3 separate regions of the Homo sapiens genome follow, and all the other regions are linked to region 3. Evidence: chromatin contacts called from ENCODE Hi-C or POLR2A ChIA-PET data. All regions are on one chromosome and are shown on one strand. The core of a region is the stretch at or near the end of the contact, and the rest is flanking DNA. Distances in the headings are between cores, read along the strand shown. Region 1 holds the start of RDH11 (retinol dehydrogenase 11). Region 2 holds the start of VTI1B (vesicle transport through interaction with t-SNAREs 1B). Region 3 has its middle 23 kb from the start of ZFP36L1.

Region 1 (4,792 bases), core at 318-2,817, 1.1 Mb before region 3:
GGGAGGCAGATTAACTCATGGTCCCCACAAACCATCACCTCCCTCCTCAGAAAACAAGCCTCTAGGCTGTTTCCCACATCCCCTTACTGTATGTAGCTCCAGGAGTGACAACTTAGTAGGACCTGTACTTAGTTCTTTCTTCTCCTTAACCAGCAGGAATGAAAGAGACAACTATAAAAGTCCAGCTCTGGCCCGACTCCCATAACCCTGCTGAGTTGGGAATACAGCTCCTGGAATATATATATATATATATATACACACACACACACATATATATATATACACACACACACATATATATATATATATACACACATATATTTTTTTTTTTTCCAGAAAAATCCCTCTGGGGTATGAGCACTATTTTCAGTTCTGGTTCAACTTTTCATTGAGATTCTATGTGGATAAGAGGATCTTGTAGTGAAAAAAAGATAAAAAGCAGTGTTTTCATCTGAGTGTGAGAAACCATGTGTGCCTAGAGGTGGGAGAACTGAGTGTTCAGAAGGCAGAAAAAATATAACTGGAAGAGGGGCACCAGAGAAGGAAGAGAAAATAAAAATAAAAGAAGGAAAGTAGGTGACTGTGGTAAGAAATGACTGTGATCTGGCCTGGCTTCAAGTTCTATTGGGACTAAGACCGCCCACCTGGGGAAGGAGTGTGTCTGTCTATTCAGTCACTGGTCCGTCACCACTGGTGATTTACTTAGAACCAATAAGCAGGCTGCCGGTTTTACAGCCCGCTGCTGATTCACTGGGGCACTTGGCCAGCCTTGGGCTGATTGATCTATCACCTGGTCAATACCTTCCCACCATTCTCCCAGCCCTCACCGCCCCAGTACCCTAGCTCCTAACTCAGATCCCCCGTGCTCCTGCTCGCAAGGCAGGATAGAGCTCATAACCAAACACTCTTCCTTTTCACTTTTCTCCTTTACAACATCCGCCCACAGAACAAGCGATTGTAACAGCAACGAGAGAGCAAGGATGGGGCCGCAGATGTTACGATTGCTATCAGTTTCAGAGGGCGAAATGTGGAATCGCTCCTTTGTACCTCGAAGGCTGGTTTAAGGCGTGGGGAATAAGGGGAAAACAGCGTCGGGCCATATCCCATTGAAGAGTCCGAAACTCAAGCGTTTGAGGTAGCCTTACCCTCGGGATTCCCTGGAGCCAGAATCAGGGGGTGCTTAGACAAAAGAAAAACAGGCCAGGGAAAAGCAGTGTGCCCCGGACTGCCGCCCTTTCTCACCGCCTGGGGTCTCGGGTGTCCTCCTGGCACCCAGGACAGCTGGACCTCGCCTCCAACCCACCGAACTCTGGGCTCCGCCATCTTGGAGCCCCCCCAGGGGAGTTTTCCAAGAAAGCTTTGGTGGGGATTCTATGTTTCCCTCCCGCCCCGCAACAAGAATTCTCAAGAGAAGGCAATACATTTGCACAGACCTGATTTGGGGCGCAGCCATATACAGAAGGAAGGGCAGAAGGAGGAGCAACAGCGGGAACATGAGCTCAACCATCTCTGCCGGCTGCAGCGGCACCAGAGCGGGATGCTCCAGCGTTGCTCGCCGACTATGGCTTCTCTTTCTAGACACGCCCCAATTCAAATTGCGACAGCCCGGGGAGCAGACCTTCTGGGAAATGTAGTCCAGAGCTTGACAGCCTCAGGCTGGCTACGTGGGAGCGCTGCCGCCAACGCTGGCAGAAGTTGAATTATACATCGCTAATCCCCAACCATCTAGGGCTTAGGGCCTGTGGGATCATTCACCCAGCTCTCAGTTATTTTTTCTGCCTTCTGAATACTCAGTTCTCCCACCTCTAGGCACACATGGTTTCTCACACTCAGATGAAAACACTGCTTTTTATCTTTTTTTCACTACAAGATCCTCTTATCCACATAGAATCTCAATGAAAAGTTGAACCAGAACTGAAAATAGTGCTCATACCCCAGAGGGATTTTTCTGGAAAAAAAAAAGTATACACTATAGGAATAGTACACTTATTCCTATAGTGTACTAGGCACCGCGGTGTTTGTGAAATCTCTGCAGTCCTCTATCTCCCCAGACCCAAGTCCAGTGCCTGGTTCAGTTTTCCCCAATCCTGGTTAGGCAGTTACCGCACTGTTTCTCCTGGAGATCAGATGTTGGCGTCTGGGAAATGAAAGGCGGATTAGACAGGAGAGGAGCGGTCCGAAGTCTGACAGTTGGGAAGGTGGGGGAATGTAAACCCTTCCTCCTCGAGGATTCCTTTTTCCAGAGAAGAGGAAGCAATAAGTCCTTGAAGACATTCTCAGGAGAATCACTTTATTGTGTCTATCTTGAATTATGGTGGCAACTATCATGATTTTTCTAGTGTTTGAGTGTTCATTGATAATAGAATATCGTCTTCCTGATGGCTTGGGTCACATACATTAACTCCCAGGGTAGCAATGAATATCTCAGATTGGCACAGTTGGTTTTGCCAACTCGTGAAAGTATTTAATCCTGTCTTGAATTAAGGCCATGAATATGTTCTCTGTGAATAAATAGGTTCCCTGTTCAATAGTTTCTTTCATCTGAGGCCTATTTCCTGGGGGTGAAAGTGGAGGGTGTTTTAACCAATCAATATCTGTCTGTGATTCCTTAATTGTACCCAGTAATATTTTCTGGTCCTTTTGCATAATTTCCATTTGGTTAAAAGACACGGGTTCCAATGAACTAATATATTTTATAGCAAATTGGAGAAGAGAGGGTTTCCTTCACACAATACTAATTCCTACCAATTTAACATTAGATTACCTAGCAATCATCACATTTTGTCACATTCTCATTATTGTGTTACCTAATATTTGTATTGGGTTTTATAACTTTATAAAAGCCTTTCATTTGTTTTGTTCCTTATTCAGTCATTCACGCATTTGACAAACATTTATGGCATTCCTATAGTGTACTAGGCACTGTGCTGATGTCCAGCAGGAAGCCAGGAACACATAATCTCTGCTCGCCCGGAGTTCATGGACTGTCAGAGAAGACCTTAAATAAGTAATCACTGTAAATAAATCATGGTGAAGGTTATGAGGAGGATTAGAGAAAGCTCTGGGAGCTTTTACAAGGGAGAGGAGTTCTAGATCAGGAGAGGCTTATTTGAGGAAATAACATTTGAGCGGAGGCCAGAGGGAAGTTAGTAGGCAAGCAACATAGACAAGAGTGTGCTGAGCAGAGGAAAGACCCCACCTGAGGGTTCACAGTCAGAGAAAGCAGGGTGCACTAGAGCAACAGAAAACCGTCTAGGGAGAAGGGAGAGTGCCAGAAATGGCAATAATAGCCAGTGCTTAAATACTGCTTAATTATGGCCAGGCCCTGTCCCAATGATTTATATATATATATTAACTCTTAATTCCCATAACAACTCTAAGAGGTAGGTACTATAATTTTCCCTATTTTACAGACAAGAAAACTGAGGCACCGTGTAAGCTAGCCTAGGTCAAAGAGGCAGAGCTGGGATTCAAACTGAAGCAGGTGGTGTTCCATGAGAGGGCCCTATATGCAAAGTGGCCCCCAAATGCCAGAGGAGCCAAGACACCAAAGGTTGAGGCAGACAAATCCAGTTTCTTGGTAAGGGTGTTTTACTGTGGGAATTTACAGACAGAAATGTGGGCTTGGGTGGCAGATTTCTGTACATGTAAGCTCCACACTCAGAGTTTATATACTGTAGGGAAAGAGTCAAACTGCTCTGTGCAAGACAATTAAAGGTAGCCCTCCAGAACAGGCAAGAATGCTACATGTGTAATAGATAATAATTTGTGCAATAACATCAAGGTTGACATGTTCTTACACTAGGGACAGTAAATAAAGTAGGAATCAGGAGATATTCACAGGACTGGGGCTAATCAACATTGCAGTCAACATTGAAGTCAGCATTGCAGATTAGCATCCCAGATGCAGTCACTTTTGTCCACCAAGTTGTATGCAGGGTCTATTGTGCCCTTAACTATTGAGCTATATTGCCAAAAGATGAAGCTGGAAATTTCTCCCCATACTTGTGTGTATTTGCATATCCATATAAAATTTGCATATAATTTCAGGTGGTTTATAGACACATTGGAGCCATAATGGAATCTAGATTAAAAACCATTGATTATCTCTACTAAAAAATTAGCTAGGCATGGTGGTACACATCTGTAGTCCCAGCTCTTTGGGAGGCTGAGGTGGGAGGATTGTTTGAGTCAGGAGTTGGAGGCTGCAGTGAGCTAGAATTGTGCCACTGCACTCCACCCTGGGTGGCAGAGCAAAAACCTATCTAAAAGCAGAGGGAAGCTTTGAGGAACCCTAACATTATGAAATGGGTAGAGGGAGGGGAGCCCAAAAATTGACTGAGAAACGGCCAGAGAGGTTGGAGATGTATCAGACAGGGTTCAATCAGAAGTGAGAAACTACACAACAATTTGAACAGGGAAAGTTTAACATAAAAAAATTATTAACTATAATGGGATTGGAATAATGAGGGACTGGATAGTATAGGAGCTGTTATACTTCTCCTGAAAAGAAAAATAAATATTTTATGCTCTGAGGAGGATTTGGTCTCTGTTGCAGCTACTCGACTCTGCTGTTGTAAATGTGAAAGCAGCCATAGATAATATTTGAACAAATGTGTTCAAATGTTACTGTGTTTACTGTTCAAATGTTACTGTGTTCCAATGAAACTTTATTTACAAAAACAAACAGTGGGCTGCATTTGGCCTGTGGGTCATGGTTTGCCAACCTGTGTGCTAGTAAGAAGAAAAGAGAACTCTAAAGAAGATAAAAGGGCCAGGCATGTTGGCTCAT
Region 2 (4,672 bases), core at 391-2,890, 1.1 Mb before region 3:
CTGACACTCACTTCTCCCTGATTTCTGGTTTACTCCCTCACTTCATTTAAGTCTCTGTTCAAACGCCATCTCCTCAGAGAGGACTTTCACAACCGCCCTATTTAAAACTGAAGTCCCAAAGAAGGCGGATCACTTGAGGTCAGGAGTTAGAGATCAGCCTGGCCAACATGGCAAAACCCTGTCTCTACTAAAAATACAAAAATAATTAGCTAGGGGTGGTGGCGCAACTGTAATCCCTATTACTCCAGAGGCTGAGGCAGGAGAATTGCTTCAATCTGGGAAGTGGAGGTTGCAGTGAGCCGAGATCGTGCCACTGCACTCCAGCCTGGGTGACAGAGTGAGACCCTGTCTCAAAAAAAAAAATGATAAATAATAAAATAAAACTGAAGTCCCATCCCCTATTCTTTTACTCTGATTTACTTTCCTGTATTCTTTAACACTGCCTCTTAATAGTTATATATTGTTTATCACCTACCCACTAGAATGGGGATGTTCGTATCTTTTTCACTGTAATTTGCAATATTCACCAGCACCTAGAACGGTGCCTCACAATTCACCAGCACCTAGCACACAGCAGCCTCACAATAAATATATATTAAATACATGAATTTCATTCTCACCAGTCATTCAATTCCTATGACCTTGAGTAATTCGTTGAGCAAACACCCAAGCTCTGACTCTTAAATAAAAGCAATAAAACAAAGTTTTGTCCTTGCCATCAAATTCTATATATCCGGAGGCCAAGAACTATAGCAGCTTTTCCTATGGATTTAGGGCCGGAAAACTCTAGCTCCTCCAGACAGAACTTGTAGCAACCTGAATCATGAAATTAAGGGGTAGTAAACAGTCTCAGCTGTAAAAACGTTCAAAACAAGACCACATCTAAATGCCACAATCAGGTTTTAAAGGCCAGCTCTCTACCCTCCAATAACTGGTATTTACCAACACCCCCAAATTATGACTCCTTTGGGTTTTTAACCCTTTTTCTGTGCTACGGATCCTCTGTCAGTCTGGTGAAAACTAGACCTGTCTTGAGACTAGTGCTTTTAAATGCATAAAACAAACAAAAACAGCTATGAAAGAAACCCACTCTACATTACAGGACCGCAGATGCAAAAGCCCCTCTGCTCTATTTGCCACAGTGAAAAAAGATGAGAAAATGTGGAAGGCCATAGAAGGATCCCAGGGAACTGAATCCCGAGGTCCAATTTACTCTCAGTGGCAGCAGGGAGACCTGGGGCTGGGACAAGCCAGCCCTAGGGGGCGTGTCTGAGGACGCGGAGGGAGGAGACGCGGGCCCGGGTCTGGGAGGAAGGTGGGAGAATCTTCCTTCCAAAGCGCGCAGGGCTGCGCTCCCCACGGCGTGGCCCACCCCCGCCTCACCGGTCCCCGCCGTCCCCAGCAGCCGCTCGGGCACCCCTTGTAGGTCTTCATGGAGGCCGCGGAAGATCTCGTGCAGCTTCTCGAAATGCTCCGAGGAGGCGGCGGAGGAGGCCATGGCGCAGGCCGCGCTGGAGCAGCGGCCACCGAGATTCGGGGCCCTGGGCCCTTTCCTAGCCCGGCGGTCAGCCGCCCAGCCCAGTGGCCATAACGGCGACCGCCGCACCACCGCCGCCCAGGACGAGGCTCTTCCGGAGCCGCGGCAGGGTCCTCTCGAGCCGGAACGCCCACCTTCTCCAGCCAGTGATTGCTGGAGCGCCGGCGCGAAAGCCTGACGAGAAGTCGGGAGACTGCGCGGCCTAGGCGACTCCTGAGGGAGCGGTGCCGCGCCGGGGCGATCGGCAGTCGCGGAACCCGAGAAGTGCCGGGTCCGGGTTGGGGAAAGGCCGCAGCGAAAGGGGCCTAGGGGACCTGCGGGACTGGCAGCGCGGCCGCCTTCCTCCCGGGCCCCGCCGGCCGGCGAGGGGCGGGCGCTGCAGTGCACGCCGGGGGATGTAGTTTGGCTCGGACGAGAGCGTCTCGTCCCGGGGTCGCGCGTTGCTCCGGGTGCCAGGTTCAGCCCGCGCGGCGACAGCGGGCTTCGGCCCGATTTGATGTATGTTTGCGTCTAGACGTCGTCCTCACTGTCATCGCGCTTTGCTTTGCCACCCTGACCCGAATTCCTCGTTTCGCGTCTTGACTGTTAGCTTTCGGCCCTGGAAAGATAGCCGGGCCAGGGGCTCTGCCTGCCGTCGGGAGGTGGAGCACTTTTCTTGGAAGGCCCAGCGGCTCCCCAAGCTTTCAGAAGTGGAACCCGGCCGGGCGAGTGGCTCGCGCCTGTAATCCCAGTACTTTGGGAGGCCGAGGTGGGAGGATTGCTTGAACCCAGTAGTTCGAGACCAGCCTGGGCACAATAGCGAGAGCTCTACCAGAAACCCAAAATAAGAACCGGGCATGGTGGCGCGCACTTTTGGCCCCAGCTACCCCCGGAGGCTGAGGTCCCACCACTGCACTCCAGCTTTGGGAGACCTTGCTCCCAAGTGGAGCGAGATCTTGTCTCCAAAAAAACAAAAAACCCAAAAACCAAAAATTCAAAAGTGGAACCCAGTTAGGATGACCTCGAAATACTCTAGCTGCTAGGCCCGAGTAATTCTCCTCGTGGAGACTAATTCTCCTCCTAGGCTGCCTCGTGCACTTGTTGACAACAGGTGTTTGTCAAGCGTAGGCATTGCGAGGGATCTGGGCATGTTGGTGAATAAAACATTTAATCTCTGCTCCAGGGGAATTTATAATCTGGTGTGGAAGGTGGGCCTGGCTTCATTAGGTCTCATCTGCCACTAAGTGTCACGTGTTAAAAATTACAAGGTCCCTTCTTGCACTCCATGGGTATAAATTCCTGTCTTCACGTCGGGCATGGTGGCTCACGCGTCATCCCAGCACTTTGGGAGGCCGAGGCGGGCGGATCACTTCAGGTCAAGAGTTCAAGACCAGCCTGGCCAACATGGTGAAACCCCCGTCTCTGCTAAAAACACAAAAATTAGCCAAGCGTGGTGGTGGGCGCCTGTAACCCCAGCTACTCGGGAGGCTGAGGCAGGAGAATCGCCTGAACCCGGGAGGCAGTGGTTGCAGTGAGCTGAGATCGTGCCACCACACTCCAGCCTGGGTGACAGAGAAGACCCTATCTCAAAAAATTAAAATAAATTATTATTTTCACCGATTTCACGGTTTGCTCAAGGTGTCTGTTCTCAAATGTTTGCTTGGGAGTTCAATTTTAAACTGCCTACAAATATTAAAAGATGTATGACTGCTCAGGAGAAAATGCTTTGCTAATTTGTATCTCCTGGGCCCTCATTTTTATTAGATCAAGTTCATTGGCTGTTGATTCAACACACTTTGGTTAAGCTCTTAATATGCACTGAGCATAGACATGACCAAGTCTGAGGATAGTCAGTATACTGTGTAAGTCCCACAGCACAATGCTGGGACTTGTCACAGTACAGAAATAAGGGGCAGGTGCAAAAAAAGGATCAATAGCCTGGGGCCGGGTGCTGCGGCTCACACCTGTACCCCAGCACTTTGGGAGGCCAAGGTGGGAGGATCGCTTGAGCCCAGAGTTTGAGGCCAGCCTGGGCAACAAAGCAAGACGCTGTCTCTAATTAAAAAGAAAGGAAAAAAAAATGGCCCGGGATGATCAAGAAATGTGGAAAAAGTGTCTGTGAAGAGTGTCAAAAAAGGTTAAGTAGGAAATGGTGAATGAACAATTAGATTATCACACAACCTAAATTAATAGCATGTGGATTGAGATTACACTGTAGCTAGACTCTGGAACAAATTATTCTTTAGAATGAGAAATCATTGCACAACCATAATAATGAACAGTGTTTTCTTCTTTTGACTGTAATCAAACTTTTAATTCTTAGTTTTTATTCTGGTAAATGAAAACAAAAAATAATCAAAAAGAATTTTTATTTGTCATTGACAGTTCAATATAAATTAAGTAAAACATTAATTCATTTATTCTGCACTATTATCAGAATTTTTCTAATTTTTCCGTAAAATGACCATTTCTAAACATATAGCTTAATGGTCAAAACAAGTGCAATAAAAGATTAATTTACAAGTATCAGAAGTGAAGACTGTGGTCCTATAACTCTTTCCCCCACCAAAGTTAAAATATAATTGTCATTCCAGGAAATCAAAATCTTTTAGAATAGCACACTCCAAACAAGTGATGGGAACACTACTAATTCCTTAGACTTCCTTTGGCAGCATTACTTTTGATAAGAAGTCTCCAAATAAAATACAAAATTTTGGCACAGACATTTTAATCTTGTCAAGACAATGTAAGGAAATGCCCCAAAATATTATTAAATTGACCATAATTACCAATATCAGTCCCTAAGATAATTTTTCTGAATGAAGAATTGTTTTTTTTGTTTGTTTGTTTTTAGGATTTTTTTTTTTTTTTTTTTTTTTTTTTTTGCCACACTGGTTTTTGTTAAGACCTCATCAGTCCTGGGTGCTTGCCCTCAATTCCTCCATAGCTATGTTAGCATATTTAATATCTTTTGCTATTAATCCTTAACTAGTTAATCCTTAAAGGGCTAGTTAATCCTTAACTAGTCCCTTCATTTTGTGCATTATCTTCCAGTATTCTCCTTCTCTTTTTTTACTTCTTCCCTGCTACCCATGTGCTCTTGGTGGGTAGTTACCAACATATACAGAATCTGCTTCCCTTTGCAGCATTTCATTT
Region 3 (4,610 bases), core at 1,353-3,852:
TTCTCCCATAAGAGGAAACAAGAAAGGAGGCTGGAGAGCCCAAGACAAAACTCAAGAATGTTCTCGAAAGGTCCTTGGGCTTTGAGACCTTCACAATGCAGTCATAAGATTATCCTGAGCTTCTGAAAGCCCCCTGGCTCCAGAGAAGAGAGCAATCTCTGGCTGCTAAACCTTGAGTGCAAAGGCTAAGGGCACGCCGGGGCCAGAATGCCTGGGTTCAAATCCTAGCTCTGCTATGTATTAGCTCTGTAACATTGGGCAAAGTACTTAACCCCTGTTTCCTCCTCTGTAAAATGAGGATAACTATGGCCCTATAGGGCAGAGTCGTTGCCTAGAACAGTAGAGAACTCAAAATTAATTTAGCAAGGGGCCCTCCTCTGCCCAGTGGGATGTGCTACTATTGACCCCATGGGGTTCTGGAAGAAATCAACATGCTACTACAATGGAAGGCATTTGAAGGAAGTGGAAAGTTTTCACAGAAAGTAGCCCAGAGACATGCACAGAGTGCTGCTCTCTGTGCAGACCAGAAACCCCAAAGATTTGTGCCTCTTTCTGTCAGAATGCAGCTTTCTGGAGCCCACCGGGCTATAGAAGCTGCATGGCGTCTGGAATGGGAATGGGTTGGCCTAGTCTTCCCCTGGAGGTATGGAGAGGAAAGGTGACACTTTCAGGCTTTGTGCAGGACAAGCAGAGAATATCACTCAAATCCAAGCTGGCTGCCCTGTGGGGGACACAGGCCCATGCCGGCAGGCCTGGGGAGAGCCACCGCTTGCTGAGGTTAGGCCAGCACCAGTGGGTGTGAGGAACCCACCTCCAGTCTCAAGAGCAGGGTTGGGCTTCCCTGGATGGGGAGGAAAGGGTTAAGCCGGCTTGGGCTCTGGAGGGAAAGCACTCGGCAGCTATAAACAGAGAGCCTAGGGAGGGAGGGGGCTGACAGGATGTGGCCAGGGCTCGAGCTGTCTGATTATTAACTTCACTTTTATTTGGAGGGGGATTTGATTCTCTGTTTTACTTCCCATCAAGGAAGTGAAAGCCCAGGTCTCAGAGGGGCCTGGTTTCAAATTGTTTTGTCACAGCTCATTTATTTTTCCTTTTAAATAAATAAACAAAACCACCTCTTTGTTTTCCCCTTAATGAGCATTCAGCAAATCATCTGTGGGTGAGGCATGAACGGGGTTTTCTGGAGTCCTTCATGGGAGAACATTTGGCTTATTATTTTAAAAGGAAAAAGCAAGGATGTCTCCTTTAGCTCCCAGTCTTCTCCAAGGCTGTGAAGGCACTTTCTCTTTTGCCTCCTCTGAAATACCGACCTAGACCAGCGAGGAGTCTGAAATCACAGCCTCAAGCTCGGCCAAGGCCCCAGGAGCTTCCTTGGTTGGACCTTGGGGCTGGACCCGCAGCCTGCCATTCCATCTGACAGGCCCTGACCCTGAGGCCACGCAGAGGAAGCACCCAGCACGGGCTCAGTGGTTTGTCTTCTTGCTTGGGCTCAGACCCATGGCTTTTGTTCCTCTGACACCCTGACATTTCTACTAAAATAACAAAGCAATTAAACACACAAAAGGATTCCATGACAGCCTTAAAAAACACCATTACATGTTCCTTTACCCAAGGTTGAAAACATTTGGGAACTTGATTTCCAACATCAAAATCCAGATCAAAACCCATTCAACAATCCCATGATCCCCTTGCAACAACCCTTTCCTGGCCAGTATCACAGGGTGCCGACCCTCACAGGGTCTCACAATTCAACAATTCAGTGAGAGAGGATGCAGCAACAAAGACTGTAACGAAAAAACAAGAGAGTCTAGGGTCTCACATCAACAATTCAGTGAAAGAGGATGCAGCAACAAAGACTGTAAGGGAAAAACAGGAGAGTCTACAGCTGAAGCTACTGCTACTCAAGGTGGGCAGAGAACGGAAGAGACGGATTCTGTTGGAAACTAAGAGGGGAAATCCAGGAAGGCTTCCTGGTGGAGCTGATCTTTAAGCTGAACCTTGAAGGACTGGTAAGATGAACGGATGTTCTGGAACCTGAGAAACACCCAAGTACCAGAGAGACAGCATCCATGTGTGAACTACTCTAGACAGAGGCAACAGGCGTGGTGGGGCCTGGGGCTCCTCAGAATGGCACCTCAAGTCCCCATGGTGGTCAGGGACTGGAATGCATCGGCCGCCTGCAGCCAGCTCCGCGGGGCCAGTCCCTGACCTCTGGCTCGGAGATTGGTGTGCCCGGTGAAGGAGTTGCCCAAGCATCTTAGGCAACCAGATACTACGCCTGGCCTTGGACCCTGCCACTTGCCTGCCCCACAAAAACCTGCTGACCGCTGTGACCTACTTTAACGCCCTCTGACTTCCCGCTCTTTGAATATGGGGCAAAAAGAAGAAGGGCGACTGGCACCATCCAATTCACTTGAGGCTCGGAGGCTCAGGCCTGCCTTCCTGGCGGCTACTGGGGTGGCGTTTCCCAGCACCCCCGGGAAGCTACCAAGGTCCAGGGCTCTCCTGGGCTTCTGCGACGCCCACGCACTCCTGCGGCCGAGCTTCGCGGTCGGGCTCTCCCGTCGCCACCCCGGCGTCTGCTCAGCCGCGAGCGAGAACCAAGCCGGGCCGGGCGCGGGGCCCGGGCGAGGCCGCCAAGATGGCCGACGCGCTCGGCAGCGCGCGGATCACGCGGGAAGGCTGCCCTTGGCCTCCCGGGAAACAGCCAAGGTTCCGCCGCCCTCCTTGGCGCTCTGCCCCGGCCGGCCTGCCGGGATCTCCTCCCCGGCGCGGTCTGCGGCTCCCGGGGCCTCGCAAACCTTCCAGGCCCGAGGCCATCCAGACGTGCACACCAGGCCCGGCCCGCGAGGGGAGACACAGGGGCCGGGGCTGCGGCGGCTGAGCTCCCTGGGCGGCTCGGAACGCAAGGGGCCGGCGAGCCGACGCTGCTGCAGGAGGCTGCGGCGTGGGGCGAGGTTCTCGCTACGGCTTCGTTCCCGTCCTCCCGCGGCCGCTCTCCCCCGGAAGCCCTCGGAGGCAGCACGATGGACGTGGCCACACTGCCCTCCAGTGGCCAGCTCGCCGAACAACACGTCTGGGCCCCTTTTGGGGGTCTGGGTGACGTGTCCACCCTCTCTCTGCCCTTTGCTACATTTGAAGGTGGGGTTTGCTCATCCATGGTTCCTCTTACAGGTCACCAAAGCTGCCACAGTGCACACTCACCCAACAGCAGGGGATTTGCCGCCTTCGGTGGTTCTCAAACTTCAGTGTGCACAGGAATCCCCCCTTGGACAGTTCTTTCAAACCCGGATTGCTGGGTCCCCCAACCAAGTCAGAGAATTTGCATTTCTAACAAATCCTCAGGCGATGCTGAGCTGCTGGTCCGCTGGTCCTGGAGCCACACTTAGAGAACCACTGGCTCGGCTCACTCTTTCTCTCACGGGGTTTCTGTCATCTACTCATTTAATACAGAATATGTCCTGCTAGCCCCGGAGGACGAGTGGACGGAACAACTTTCTCACCCCTCGCGGAGCTTAGTCTAACGGAGGAGACAGACTTGTTTCAACAAATCACCTAGAAAGAAATATAAGATTCCATTTGAAAAGACTTTCAAATTCCTATGAAGGAAAAGAATCAGGTGCTCAGAGAACATATATAAATGGGGCACTCATTTAGATTTGGGATGGGAAGGTTCTTGAGGAAGACCTCTCTGAGGAAACCCTTAAGCTGAGGCCAGGAGGAGGGATGAGGTCCTGAGGGGAATGGGGAGGGGACTGGAACTGGCAGGAGGAGCAGGTAAGATGCAGACCCTGTCTGTAGAAGCAGAGACTGGTAGGGGGCCAGGCAGGGGGTCACAGCCTCCTAGGCCCATGCCTCTGGTACCCACAGAGCTGCCTCCTCAGAAGGGCAGCATCCAGGGGAGAAGAGGGCCTGCCTGCATGCTCAGATCTTAGCTACCCCCGTCAGTGCCAAGAAGAATGCTCCACCTTGAGGAACCCCAGCCAGGTGCCCACAGCCCACAAACTTCTCTTTGCCTGAGCAGATTTATGTAGGTACCTTCTGTAAGGCCTGAAGGGCAGTCACATCTGATGGAACCAGGTCTGCTGAGTAATGATGAACAGACATGATGTTACCATCTACCCATCAATGCCCTCAGTGTGCCATCTCCTCCCTCCTGCAGTCCAGGATCCAGCTGTTTCTCCAATGAGCATTTTTAAGCACCTACTATGTGCTCTGCACTAGGATCACTGCAATGCTCTGTGGGGCATGGCACAAAGAGGCCAGCCTGCCCTAGGAGGCGCCAAGCACCCTGGAGGGCAGGTAGGTGGAGTACACCCTCCCCGCCCCAGTCTCAGCTCCAGCCTGCTGTGTGCACCCCCACCCCACCCAAACATCCCTGGGGTCACTCATTGCAGGTGGGCCAGGCTGACAAATGGCAGCCAGGAATTCTAGTGTTCTAATGATTCTTACTTTGTATCAATGCCAGCTTGATGGCAGGGGCCAGGATGACCACCAACCACTGCCACTTTATCCCTTGTGCTGACAAGGAGGTATCATCCCATTAATCCTGTTACCTTGCTCAGTCCCTTCTGTCCCGTTTTCACATCTGAAAAATGTGGGGTGCGGAT

The links. A loop is a pair of places that touch in the nucleus more often than their neighbours do. ChIA-PET counts read pairs that join two places held with the same protein, here RNA polymerase II (POLR2A). Pooled maps may share reads with other maps.
Region 1: a loop to region 3 is called in a map of naive thymus-derived CD4-positive, alpha-beta T cell, with 2.4 times the contacts of the local background. The contact joins the promoter of RDH11 here to the enhancer-like site in region 3. A Hi-C loop is called at or near these places in 1 of 168 maps with a recorded cell type or tissue (naive thymus-derived CD4-positive, alpha-beta T cell), 2 of 37 single-sample maps with no recorded cell type and 10 of 50 pooled maps. POLR2A ChIA-PET finds 5 or more read pairs at or near these places in 4 of 52 experiments (CD8-positive, alpha-beta memory T cell, H1, PC-3 and 1 more).
Region 2: a loop to region 3 is called in a pooled map, with 7 times the contacts of the local background. The contact joins the promoter of VTI1B here to the enhancer-like site in region 3. A Hi-C loop is called at or near these places in 1 of 37 single-sample maps with no recorded cell type and 6 of 50 pooled maps. POLR2A ChIA-PET finds 5 or more read pairs at or near these places in 2 of 52 experiments (CD8-positive, alpha-beta memory T cell and activated T-cell).

Annotation. Positions count from the first base shown.
Region 1 is chr14:67,694,197-67,698,988 of GRCh38, forward strand. RDH11 (retinol dehydrogenase 11) reads right to left here and starts at 1,568. Exons shown (of 7, transcript NM_016026.4): 1 at 1,434-1,568. The coding sequence starts at 1,507. It also overlaps a transcript of GPHN not described here. RefSeq lists a silencer at 676-735 and enhancers at 1,085-1,721, 1,766-1,815, 1,836-1,885.
Region 2 is chr14:67,672,992-67,677,663 of GRCh38, forward strand. VTI1B (vesicle transport through interaction with t-SNAREs 1B) reads right to left here and starts at 1,641. Exons shown (of 6, transcript NM_006370.3): 1 at 1,384-1,641. The coding sequence starts at 1,498. It overlaps RDH11 (retinol dehydrogenase 11), which reads right to left. Exons shown (of 7, transcript NM_016026.4): 7 at 3,809-4,672. It also overlaps a transcript of GPHN not described here. RefSeq lists silencers at 1,316-1,425, 1,526-1,965.
Region 3 is chr14:68,813,814-68,818,423 of GRCh38, forward strand. No RefSeq gene overlaps it. Among named protein-coding and RNA genes, the nearest start is that of ZFP36L1, 23 kb to the left of the region's middle. RefSeq lists enhancers at 1,935-2,154, 2,235-2,464, 2,481-3,220, 3,095-3,144, 3,245-3,294 and 1 more and a silencer at 2,605-2,994. Within about 2 kb of position 2,603, at least 41 of the 41 ENCODE cell types and tissues checked have a DNase peak (open chromatin) inside an H3K27ac peak, as active enhancers do; they include PC-3, where a contact is called at or near this core.